2 separate regions of the Mus musculus genome follow, and region 1 is linked to region 2. The links are chromatin loops, found by intact Hi-C in ENCODE. Cell type or tissue: gastrocnemius. All regions are shown on one strand. Links, peaks and the distances in the headings refer to the core of each region. The heading gives the core; the rest is flanking DNA.

What was found. A loop is a pair of places that touch in the nucleus more often than their neighbours do. Peaks named below come from ENCODE experiments on the same cell type or tissue, not always from the same donor. Only the 100,000 strongest peaks of a DNase experiment are listed, where the experiment ranks them.
Region 1: it touches region 2 in a loop (17-fold over the local background); 41 of 42 quality-filtered maps call a loop at or near these places.

The regions. Positions count from the first base shown.
Region 1 is chr3:122,463,863-122,469,243 of GRCm38, forward strand. The region is part of intron 3 of Bcar3 (breast cancer anti-estrogen resistance 3); the gene reads left to right. Among named protein-coding and RNA genes, the nearest start is that of Gm34349, 14 kb to the right of the region's middle. In gastrocnemius, for the core only: a CTCF peak has its summit at 4,351 (motif pointing left); a DNase peak (open chromatin) is centred at 2,403.
Region 2 is chr3:122,309,696-122,315,076 of GRCm38, forward strand. No RefSeq gene overlaps it. Among named protein-coding and RNA genes, the nearest start is that of Gm40139, 9.3 kb to the right of the region's middle. In gastrocnemius, for the core only: no CTCF peak of the experiment used is centred there; a DNase peak (open chromatin) is centred at 2,563.

The DNA.
Region 1 (5,381 bases), core at 279-5,278, 150 kb after region 2:
AATATCTGATATGCAAGATATCTGATCTGTGACCCCTGTGAAAAGGTCACAGGCGTTTCAACCCACAGGTTGAGGACCACTGACCTAGACTCCATAAGGTGGAGAAGTCACTAGGAAACTGACAGACAAGCAAGAATCAGGCCTGTGGCTTCTTTTAGATTCTGCTCCATGGTTGGGCCTAAACCCCCCCTGGGGTCAGTCTGCTTCTAACCTCTTGTCATCCTGTCCTCTTCCTTACTCTTTAAATTCCACCATCGTCCCTCCTGCTGTCCCCAGGCCTGAACCGTCCTCTTGTCCTCTTTAAACTCCACCATCCTGTCCCTCCTGCTGTCCCCAGGCCTGTACCTTTCCCCTGTCCTATACGGTTTTGAGATAGAACCGTTGAGTGGCTTGAAGCTGTTACAATAATTTCAATTTGGGTTAAACTGTGTTCACTGATAAAACTACATTGAAAATGTAACGTCTAGTACCCTGGGCATGTGACCTTATTTATACATAAGGTTTTATAGGCATAATCAAGTCAGGAGAAGATCCTCCAGGAAATAATAGCTAATTATTTCCTCCAGGAAATACTAATCTCAGTATTTGCGAATGAAACCGTATTAGGAGATTGTCTCTTTTTGCAGATCAGTTGACCAAATTGAGATGATGCTGTACAGGTAGAGAGATGGCTCGGTTGGGAAGCGTGAAGACCCGAGTTTGGACCCCTAGCAGCCTTTTAAAAGGGGGTACATCAGCACGGGCCTGTAATCTCAGCATTGGGGAGGCAGACAGGCTGCCCCCTGGGGGTCACTGGCCAGCCAGGGTGACCTAATCAGCGAGCTCTAGGTTCAGTGAGAGACCCTGTCTCAAAACTATGGCAGAGTACTTACCCAGCAGGGGGTAGCCAGTGACCAAAGAGATGGTTTTCCTAGGGCGAGGCTCCAACATTATACTTGGGGTTTGCTGACCCCCGTGACCACCCCGAATGCGGGACCTTACACTTTGTGATAAGAGTCTGCGAGTCTGCACTGCCCCTCATTCAAGCACCTGCTCTTGATGTTCCCTGGGCGCTTTAGGGAGAGTGTGGCGTCGAGGATATCTGGAAACTATGAAAGAATACTTTTTTTTTTTTTTTTAAAGCAGGGTTTTGCTGTGTACCCAAGGCTGGCTTTGAATTCAATATGTAGCCGAGGCTGGCCTTAAACTTCAGGGCTCATCCCCCTTCAGCTCCCAAGTGTTGGTCTTATAAGAATGCACCACCACACCCGGTTTTATTTGAATGCCACAGAGTATGTGCTTATTGTCACAGTCATACTGGTAAGCAAGCACACATGCCAAATTGGTTCTTGCTAGCCATATTCTTAGGCATTGACTGAAATTCCCAGGAGCCAGTAAGTGGAGGAATCTGGGGTTAAATGTTAATATGGGTTAATATATGTAAAGTTCTTAGTCCAGAACCGAGGATGCGATTGGTACCCTGTAAATAAGAGGTAGCAACTGCCATTCTAGCTCCCTGTGTGTGCACTGGGCTCACCTTGCCTCAGACTCCCTGCCTTGGACCTTCCCCAGATCCTGTAGGCAACCTTGAGGGTCACTCTTGGGTCACCCTGTGAAAACTCTGCTCATGGCTGTGCGTTTTAAACAGCTCAACTCTGAAGCTAGGGGACTCTTCTTGTTCTCTTAATAATATTAATAATAATATTTGGTGCCTGAATGATATGCAACTGGATTCAAGGTACATCTAAATGAGGGTCCGTGGAGCCCAGGCTACCTGAATCATTATCCTCCTGTCTCAGCTTTCTCACATGTTGGAATTACATGTGTGTGCCTGCCCCTAAGCCATACATTCCAAAAATCTTTTTTTTTTTTTTTTTTTTTTTTGGATTTTCGAGACATGGTTTCTCTGTGTAGCCCTGGCTGTCCTGGAATTCACTCTGTAGACCAGGCTGGCCTCGAACTCAGAAATTCTCCTGCCTCTTAAGTGCTGGGTTTAAAGGTGTGCACCACCACTCCTGGCTCATTCCAAAAATCGTTATGTTCCCCAAAGCAAATAAGACTTATGTCTGTAAGAATGTCCCAGAGTTTCCCGAGAGTATCAGTTTCCAGATGGTTAAGCAGTTCCTAAATGCAGCCTTGGTCTGCCTTCTCTTGCTAATAACCTGCAGTTTTCCTGATGAAAACTGGTGTCACTTTTTGTTGTCCTAAATACTCACATATTTAGTAAGAGGTGTCCTCAATTTGTAGAGATGTAAGTCTGTAACGTTTTAGAGATACAGTTCTGGCATCGTCTGTGACTTAGACCTATCTACTTAGGAGATCTTGTTTTCTCCATACCTTAGCACTTCTAAGTACATCCAAAGAGGCCAGGAGTTCAGCCTTGGAGTTGTTTGCTATTAAACTCTACCCTCTAGTGGTCACTCCATGTCACAGCAATGCAGCATTTGGCTATAGCTGTTTCTGGACACTATGGGAGCTTTTAAGATGAAGTGTAATAACATAGCACATTATAGTTCAACTTCAGAAAGAGGGCCTGGGTTGGCTCCATTCAAGGTGTGTGAAGTCATGGAGCCTTTTGTCACTAGCGTATTGTCTGCGTTGTTTGGGTGGAGCCGATTAGGGTTGGCCTGAAGTTTTACGCACATTAAACTTTCCTTGGCTAGACTTGCATTTACATTGTGATCTGACAGTTGATAAGACTGACGCTTTGTCAGGAAGGGTGCTTGATTTAGCAAGGCAGAAAATAGCTATCAGTACTTTGAAGACTGATAGAGAATTTTCCACCCCTGTGGACAGTGGGTGCGCTCAGCCTGGCAGGAGCAGGAGAGAGTAACTGGAAGCCATGTTACGCAGAGATTTCTTGAGCTGGGGAGCTGGGGAATCCATGTTGTTGGGAAATTCTGAGAAGACGCTCACACAGAAGGAATTTTATTTATCTATTATCAAAACAATATATCATCAAATACTTCTTTGTGACTTGTCTTGTTGGCTATGCGTTACTCTGTGCTGAACGCACGAGCCGGATCTTCCTTTGGTGCAGGGTAAGTGTCCAGTGTCCAGAATGCGAATATCTGCGATCCGGCACGTGCTTCCTAACCTGCAACCTTTCCGATCATCAACTTAGAGCCGCAATAGGAGCATCCATACCATGCAGCTTTGTTTCATAAGCAAAGTTATTAAAATATTGCATAAATTATCTTCGGTCCATGCATATAGAATATTATTTGGGGCATAAATTAATTTCATGCTTAAACTTTGCACTCCTAAGATCTCTAACTCTTTTTTTTTCCCTTTCTCTCTATATGTATTTATGTGTGTGTGTGTGCAGGTTTTTTAAAAATCTGAAGTCTAAAACATTCAAGTATTTCAGATATCAGATACGCAACCTGAATTTCTTTATAAGAAAATGTCCTTATGACATTTGGGCTTTCCCAGTCCCCTCTTGTTTAAAACAGCACATAGTCGTTTCATAGCCTGCATTATCTGCCACTTGTCAACTCTCTAAGGGTTGGGATACAACACTGAACAAATTCCTGGACCTTCTATTCTGGAGGTGGCATACGGGGTGACCGTAGGAAGGACAACCAAGTTAAGGGGGGAAGGTTTAGCAGGGAGGGAGCTGGGAGATGTTAGCATAAAGGAGCTGGGCAGAGAATGGGACTTTAGTGTGGAAGGGCCAGGCAGCGGAGGAGGTCAAAACGGTAAAATGAAGCAATGGGGGTCAGAGCACACCTCTGCTCTGGGAGAACAGTAGGGAGGCCACCAGGCCTGCTGAGAGCAGCAAAGTAAGCTGCTATGGGGTCCAGCCACTGACAGAGAGCTGGAAGAAGGTGATTGGGCAGGTTGCACAGGGCCTGCACCTCAGGGGAAGGACTGGAATCTCTACAGTTGCCTGGGGTTCACTTTGGATTCCTTGTTGCTAGGGGACAGAAAGGAAAAGAAAGGGCAGGAGGGAGGAGGGGTGTGTGCACACAATGCACACGAGTGTTCAGGTGATAGGGGCTGGGGGTTTGGACCTGCCAGGTAGCTGGGGGAAGACGGGGAATTGGATGAGTAACTCGAAGGTAGAGCTAGATTACCTGGTGGACTGGCTGTGAGGGGAGAGGGGAGAGGGGTCAGAGCACTGGAAGAGCAGTGAGGTCACAGTTGAGAAGAATGGGGGGGGGAGTGTATTCTTCCGTGAATTTCAGGTAAGATAAACCCCTGGGGACTGGAGGCGTGGACCAGTGGTTAAGAACAGTTGTTGCTCTCCTAGGGGACCTGGGTTCTCTTCCCAGCACTCACACCAGACAGCTCACACCTGCCTATAAATCCAGTTTCAGGGACTCTGATGCCCTCTTCTGACCCCCATGAACACTGCCATCTAGTGGCAGAATGGCTAAGTGTGAATAACATTTGAGTCAAAATAAATTCTCCTGGCAATTAAAGGGATGTTTCTGTTTTGTTTTGCTTTTTGCTTTTCACATTTCTCTCAGTTTACACATTTTTCTCTAATATACATATAATACTCATATAAAAAAAAACACTCCACCCCAACCCTCCTTTGGTTTTTAGTGTCAAGGTTTCTCTGTGTAGTCCTGGCTGTCCTAGAACTCACTGTTGACCAGGCTGGCCTTGAATTTAGAGACCTGCCTGCCTCTGCCTCCTGACTGCTGGGGTTAAAGGCATGTATATTACTGCCGCCGCCACCACCATGCTAAAACACTTCCTTTTTTATACCATAGTTCACTGCATGGATACACTAAAAATTTGTGGGTTGATCCAAATTATCTCAAACAAACTATAAATATATTAGAGAAAAATTCCTAAACTTCTAGTGTCAAGACCTTTTTACATTGTTAAAAATTGAGAGTCCTTTTTTTTTTTTTTTTTTTTTTTTTTTTTTTTTTTGGTGTTTTTGAGACAGGGTTTCTCTGTGTAGCCCTGACTGTCCTGGAACTCACTTTGTAGACCAGGCTGGCCTCGAACTCAGAAATCCGCCTGCCTCTGCCTCCCGAGTGCTGGGATTAAAGGCGTGCGCCACCACGCCCGGCTGAGACTCCTTTTTAAAAAATCCTTTAGTTATATGAGCTATAACTATTAATAATCATTGTGTTGGAGATTAAAATGAAGAAATTACTTGCATGTGTGTGTGTGGTACACGCATGTCCACATATATGTGGTTCATATGTCTCTGGTGATATGTGTTCTATGTGTTTGTGTGTGTGTGTGGTACATGCATGTCCACATGTGTGGGGTTCATATGTCTCTGGTGATATGTGGTGTGTATGTATGTGTGTGTATGTGTGTGTGTATGTATGTGTGTATGTGTGTGTGTGTATGTATGTGTGTGTATGTGTGTGTATGTGTGTATGTGTTATATGTATATGCACTTGTAGAGGCTCAAGGTACATATTGAATGT
Region 2 (5,381 bases), core at 273-5,272:
GACCTTATGCCACCATAATAGAAGAAACGAGATCATGGCGTGTGTCCATTGTGACTAATACAAGTGTCTGCTAGATAGTCTAGGGCCAGATAGGACACTAGATTCTGGGTTCACAGGAGGGACTAAGACAACACAGTCCTTACTCTCATGGAATGTTCTCCTATACTTTCCCAAATAGCTGCCAGGGCCAAGAGGGGTCACTCAGTGTACACTGCTTTCTTAGTGTGTAAGAGAAACCATGTCAACCTCCAACATCACCAACAAACCAAAATGGCCGTTCAACGCTTCCTTAAAAGGACAACCTGCCGTGTTCTGCATCCACTTAGTTTTTGAGAAACAGTGGTTTTCCCCTACTTTTCTTTTATTAAAATTTGATTTTTTCAGCATGAAGGAGAATTGGGGTGTGTATACATTTCCCCAGATGACCAGCATTGTATTCGTGAATACTGTGTATCTGGAATGAGCAGTGCGCAAGCTGTTCATTTTTCAATCTGAAGTAAAATACTTTCAAGAGCCAAAAAAAAAAAATTTTTTTTTCATAACTATACTTCTTGGATTTTAAAAAATTAATTAATATATTAATTTATTTAGATCCCGGAACACTGCCTCCCTTCTCAGCCCCCTTCACAAAGAGTCCCTCCAACCCCCTTCTCTGAGAGTGTGGGGCCCCTAGGTATCTCCCCACCCTGTCAAATCCTGTTTCATTTTCTCAGAGGATACCTTGGAGGCAGCCTGAACCTGACCTTGGAATCCCACAGGTGGATGAGGAGTGGCTTCCGTCTGGTTGCTGTGTAGTCCTTGCCAGTCTGCTGCCCAGGCTACTTTCCCACCCAGCCAAGCTGCCCTCTCGCATCCTCCCATGGCTCCAAAGTTACAGGGTGAGGCTTACAGATATTCCACACTTCCCACTGACTTCCCACGGTGTGTTAAGACCCCGTGAACATCTCACGTCACTAAGTCCATGTGCTTCCGCAAGGTCTTGAGAATGCCAAGGTCCCTAAAACATGAAGGACCCCTAGGGGGGAAAAATAGGTCAAGATCACTACTCTAGATGCTTCTGTTTTGGAGGTAAAATTGAGATGAAAAACAGACACCACCCCCTTCTATAGGCGGTTATGTCTGTGTTGAGAAGTAGATTCACTCTTTCTTAAATCTACTGATTTCTACTTCTCGGAGCTCCCTGGATAAATCTCTCTCGTGTCCTAAGAGAGCAGGAAATAAACAGCGAGGAGGAGGAGGAGGAGGAGGAGGAGGAGGAGGAGGAGGAGGAGGAGGAGGAGGAGGAGGAGGCGGCTCTGGGCCTCCTGGGAGGAGGTAAGAATGCCTGAGAAGCACAGCAGGACCACCCCCACCCCACCCCCATCCCCGCCTTCCCCTCAGGAGGCACGGGGCGGGGGGAGGGGATAAGGGGGTAAGCACATATATAGCCCAACGCAGTGCCTGGAGCATAGCGAGTGTTCCATAAATAGTTATTAAAAGTATGCCGGGTGTGGTGGCGCACGCCTTTAATCCCAGCACTCGGGAGGCAGAGGCAGAGGCAGGTGGATCTCTGAGTTCGAGGCCAGCCTGGTCTACAAAGTGAGTTCCAGGACAGCCAGAGCTATACAGAGAAACCCTGTCTCGAAAAACAAAAAACAAAAAACAACAACAACAAAAAAAAAGTATGGAAGAAAAAAGCCGGTCGTGGTGGCGCACGCCTTTAATCCCAGCACTCGGGAGGCAGAGGCAGGCGGATTTCTAAGTTCGAAGCCAGCCTGGTCTATAAAGTGAGTTCCAGGACAGCCAGGGCTACACAGAGAAACCCTGTCTCGAAACCCAAATAAAATAAAATAAAAAATAAAGTAGGGAAGAAAGGCACCAAGGAGAACTTGTGTGGACAGAGACCTAGGCTTCTGAGAAGGGGGCGAAGAAAATATGGACAAAAAACCTAAAGTCGGGATAAAGAGAATTTTTACTCATCTTGTAAACAGATTCCTACAGTGCCATTGAAAACGCTGGGGACAATTCCTATTGAGAGGATATGTTTGGTGGGTGTCAGAGGGTTTGTGCCTTTGCTCTTACCACCTGGGAAGAGCAAGGGCTGTGACCCCAGTGAACACAGGCTATAGTGGCTGGTACACAGGCCAGCAGTGGTCCTGCTCGGACAGACACACTGAAAGCCAGTTCACTATGTCCTTGACCTGTGTCCATGGATTCTTCAGCAGGGATATGGCGCTTATCATGATGTCCATAGAGCCCAACACCATTGGAGGGTTTTCAGGTAGTGAGTGGGAATCACGAAGAGCAGGTTTGGCACTCTAGGGACCATTAATCTGAGCCTATAGAAAAGTCATAGGAGCCAGCAAGAACGTAAGCTTGAATATGAGACACCTGACCATCTTTGTAAATCTCTTTCACACTCAACCACCTTGCAATTTGTAAGAGAAGCAGAGAAGACACCGATGTCCCCCATTCTATCAGTGAGGGAATCAAAGTTAATAAGGAGGAATAATTCCCAGGGTCACGCAACCCTGTGTCCAGGGTTGTTGTTGGAAGTTTACAGCTGCAGTGCTAGAAATGGCCAGCAGAGGGCACCCTCCACAAAGTGGTTGTTTGCAGTCTTTGTAGAGAGCAATGGTAACTCTGCTAGTATTGGTTCAGAGGGCAGGCAGGAGCTTTCTCACCAGATAAAATGCTACCTTGGTGATTTTTTTCCTCTCAGAGAATGCTTACCTAAACTGAATCCTGAAATACCAGGTAAAAGATCAGTCTACTAAGCAACCATCTGATAGCCTTCAAAAATAGCAAGGGTCAAAGAATTAAAAAATAGCAGTTCCATGTTTATGAAGATTAAAGAGATGGAACAACTAGATATAATGAATGAACGAACGAGTGAACAAACGAATGAATGATTTGAATGGGTCCTTGGGTGGGAAAAAGCCATAGACATAAGAAATATTAAGGTGGTTGATAGCATCTTAATTTGGACTGTGGGTTAGATAAATTGTGTCAATATTATGCTTTTCAAAGTTGTTAACTGTGCTGTGTTTTGACATGTTTCTCTCAAAATAATTTAGGGGGAAATGGGCATAATGTCCTTAACCTGTTTTTGAATGATACCTTCCCACCCCCACCCAAGAATAAAAGTCATAATAGAAACAGATGTAGGTAAAATGTGAACCTAGGTAGAGTGGATGGGAATTCCACATGCTGTACTTACGACTTTTCCGTAACTTCAAACTTATATCCAAATAAAAGACACACACATGCACATCTTATTCCGGAAGAGCCTTCCTACCTGATTTGAGGTCTAAAGTTCCCTCAGTGGGTTAGGGAGTACAGAGGGGCCTCTTAGGAAAGTGTGGCTTTGGCCCTCTGCAGAGCACTGACCTTTGCCCTGGGCTGGCCAGGGCACCTGTGTGCAAAGCTTATCTGAACCACCAGACAAGCAGGCGACCTTCACTGCACATGTTTGTGAATGCAACACACGCCTGTACTTGGCAGGAGAGCAGGGACCTTGCCCAAAAAAAGCAATCTGGAGCAAGGGAATGGGACAGAGGGAGCGCTCCAAGGTCTGTGCAGCAGAGAACAGAAGCATTCCTTAGCGTGGGTAAAGCCGCTACTTACTGCTTTCTGGGTTAGTCCTTCCAGAACATCCGGCTCCTAGGATCTGAGCATGGGTGATGTACATAGTCAAATATTAACAGGAAAATGATGCCGTGAGGAGAAGCTACTAGAGAGGACCCAGGATAGGGAGAGCCCAAGGTATACTGGAGAGGAGGCAGAGCCTAAGGGTGACCTCTCCCACCTACAGGATTCTGGTTCACACAGGCTTGGGATATGCAAGTCAAGTACTTACATCTCTAACAAGCCACCCGATTGGACCACACACAGTTGCAATGGCATAGGACACGACCATCCTGGCCATCTGTAGGTCTTTCCACCATGGCTAAAACTGCACATGAAAAAGTATTTTAAGAGGGGTTGGAGGGCCGGAGGGCTGGAGGGCTGGCTCAGCAGTTAAGAGCACTGACTGCTCTTCCAGAGGTCCTGAGTTCAATTCCCAGCAACCACATGGTGGCTCACAACCATCTGTAGTGGGATCTGATGCCCTCTTCTGGTGTGTCCGAAGACAGCTACAGTGTACTCTTATACATAAAATCAATAAATCTTTTTTTAAAAAGTATTCTAAGAGATCCAAGGGAAACTGGGGCTACTTTGGGGTGCACAGTGGTTCTTTGGACCGGACAACATCATGGATGAATGAACTCAAACTGAGATCAGGAGGGCATGGGATAGAGGAAGTTCCTTGAGAGAGGAGCGGAATGCACAAGCGAAGCCCAGCTGGTCCAAGCTCCTCCTCTGAGTTCTCTAGGGAAATAATGAGAAGAAAGGCAGGGGGTGAGGCAGGGAGGCTGCTATTGCTGGGACAGAGTGAGACTAAAGGAGACGTGACCAGAGGCAGCACCTTCAAAAGACCTGGTAGAGCTGCGAAAGCTGGCCAGGGGGAGGGGAAACGAGATAGGAGATCCAGGCCCTAGGCTCCAGTGAGATAAGGGCCGGAGGAAAGGGACTGTCCTGTCCGTGAGTCATGGAAAGAAGAGTGGTTAAGCACTGTAGCTAAGAGGGAGCTGAGCTCTACAAAGAGTTCCTTGTTTTCTTAAAGACTCCTGTCCTCTGATACCACCAAAGGAGGTGTGGGATATTCAAGTTTGGAAAGATAATCCCTATACATATACACATACACATACATATGTATACGTGACAGGGAATCAAACTAGGGCCTCCCATATGTTAAGCAAATGTGAGTCATAGCCTCAGCTATATAGTGAGACCCCATGTTAAAAAGAGTAGTGATTGGCTCTTCAGGGCTCTGACCTAAACAGTGGCTCAGTCAATCCCCTTGTGGGTTCATAATATAATGACGTTATTGGGAGGTGGAGCTAGCTGGAGGAAAAGGTCGTGGAGGTCACACCCTGGAGAGACAATGCCACTTACCTAATCCCATCTCTGTCTCTCTCTTCCTGCCTTCTGTCCAACAGTGTTCCTCAGCGGCATCCTTTAGCCACGAGGGTCCGTCTCACCATTGTCTCAGAGAAGCTGTCTACGGGCCCGGGCTCTCTGAAACCACAAGGCCAATGGATGCATCCTCCTCAGAAAGGCTTTCTCTCAGGTGTCTGTCGTGGTGATTGACATTCATAGCTGCTGACCAGAGAGGCTGATGTTGAAGGGAGATGAGGATTTTAGACAGAGTTTTGAAGCTATGCAGGAAGCCTAAGGTTTCCTCACACTGACTTCTGGGTGATCTGACTTGGAGGGGTGTACGCTCTGGGGAGGGGTAGGCATAACAACTACCTTAACTATATGCAATACTTTGCCTATGTCCTTAGAGAAACATAAGG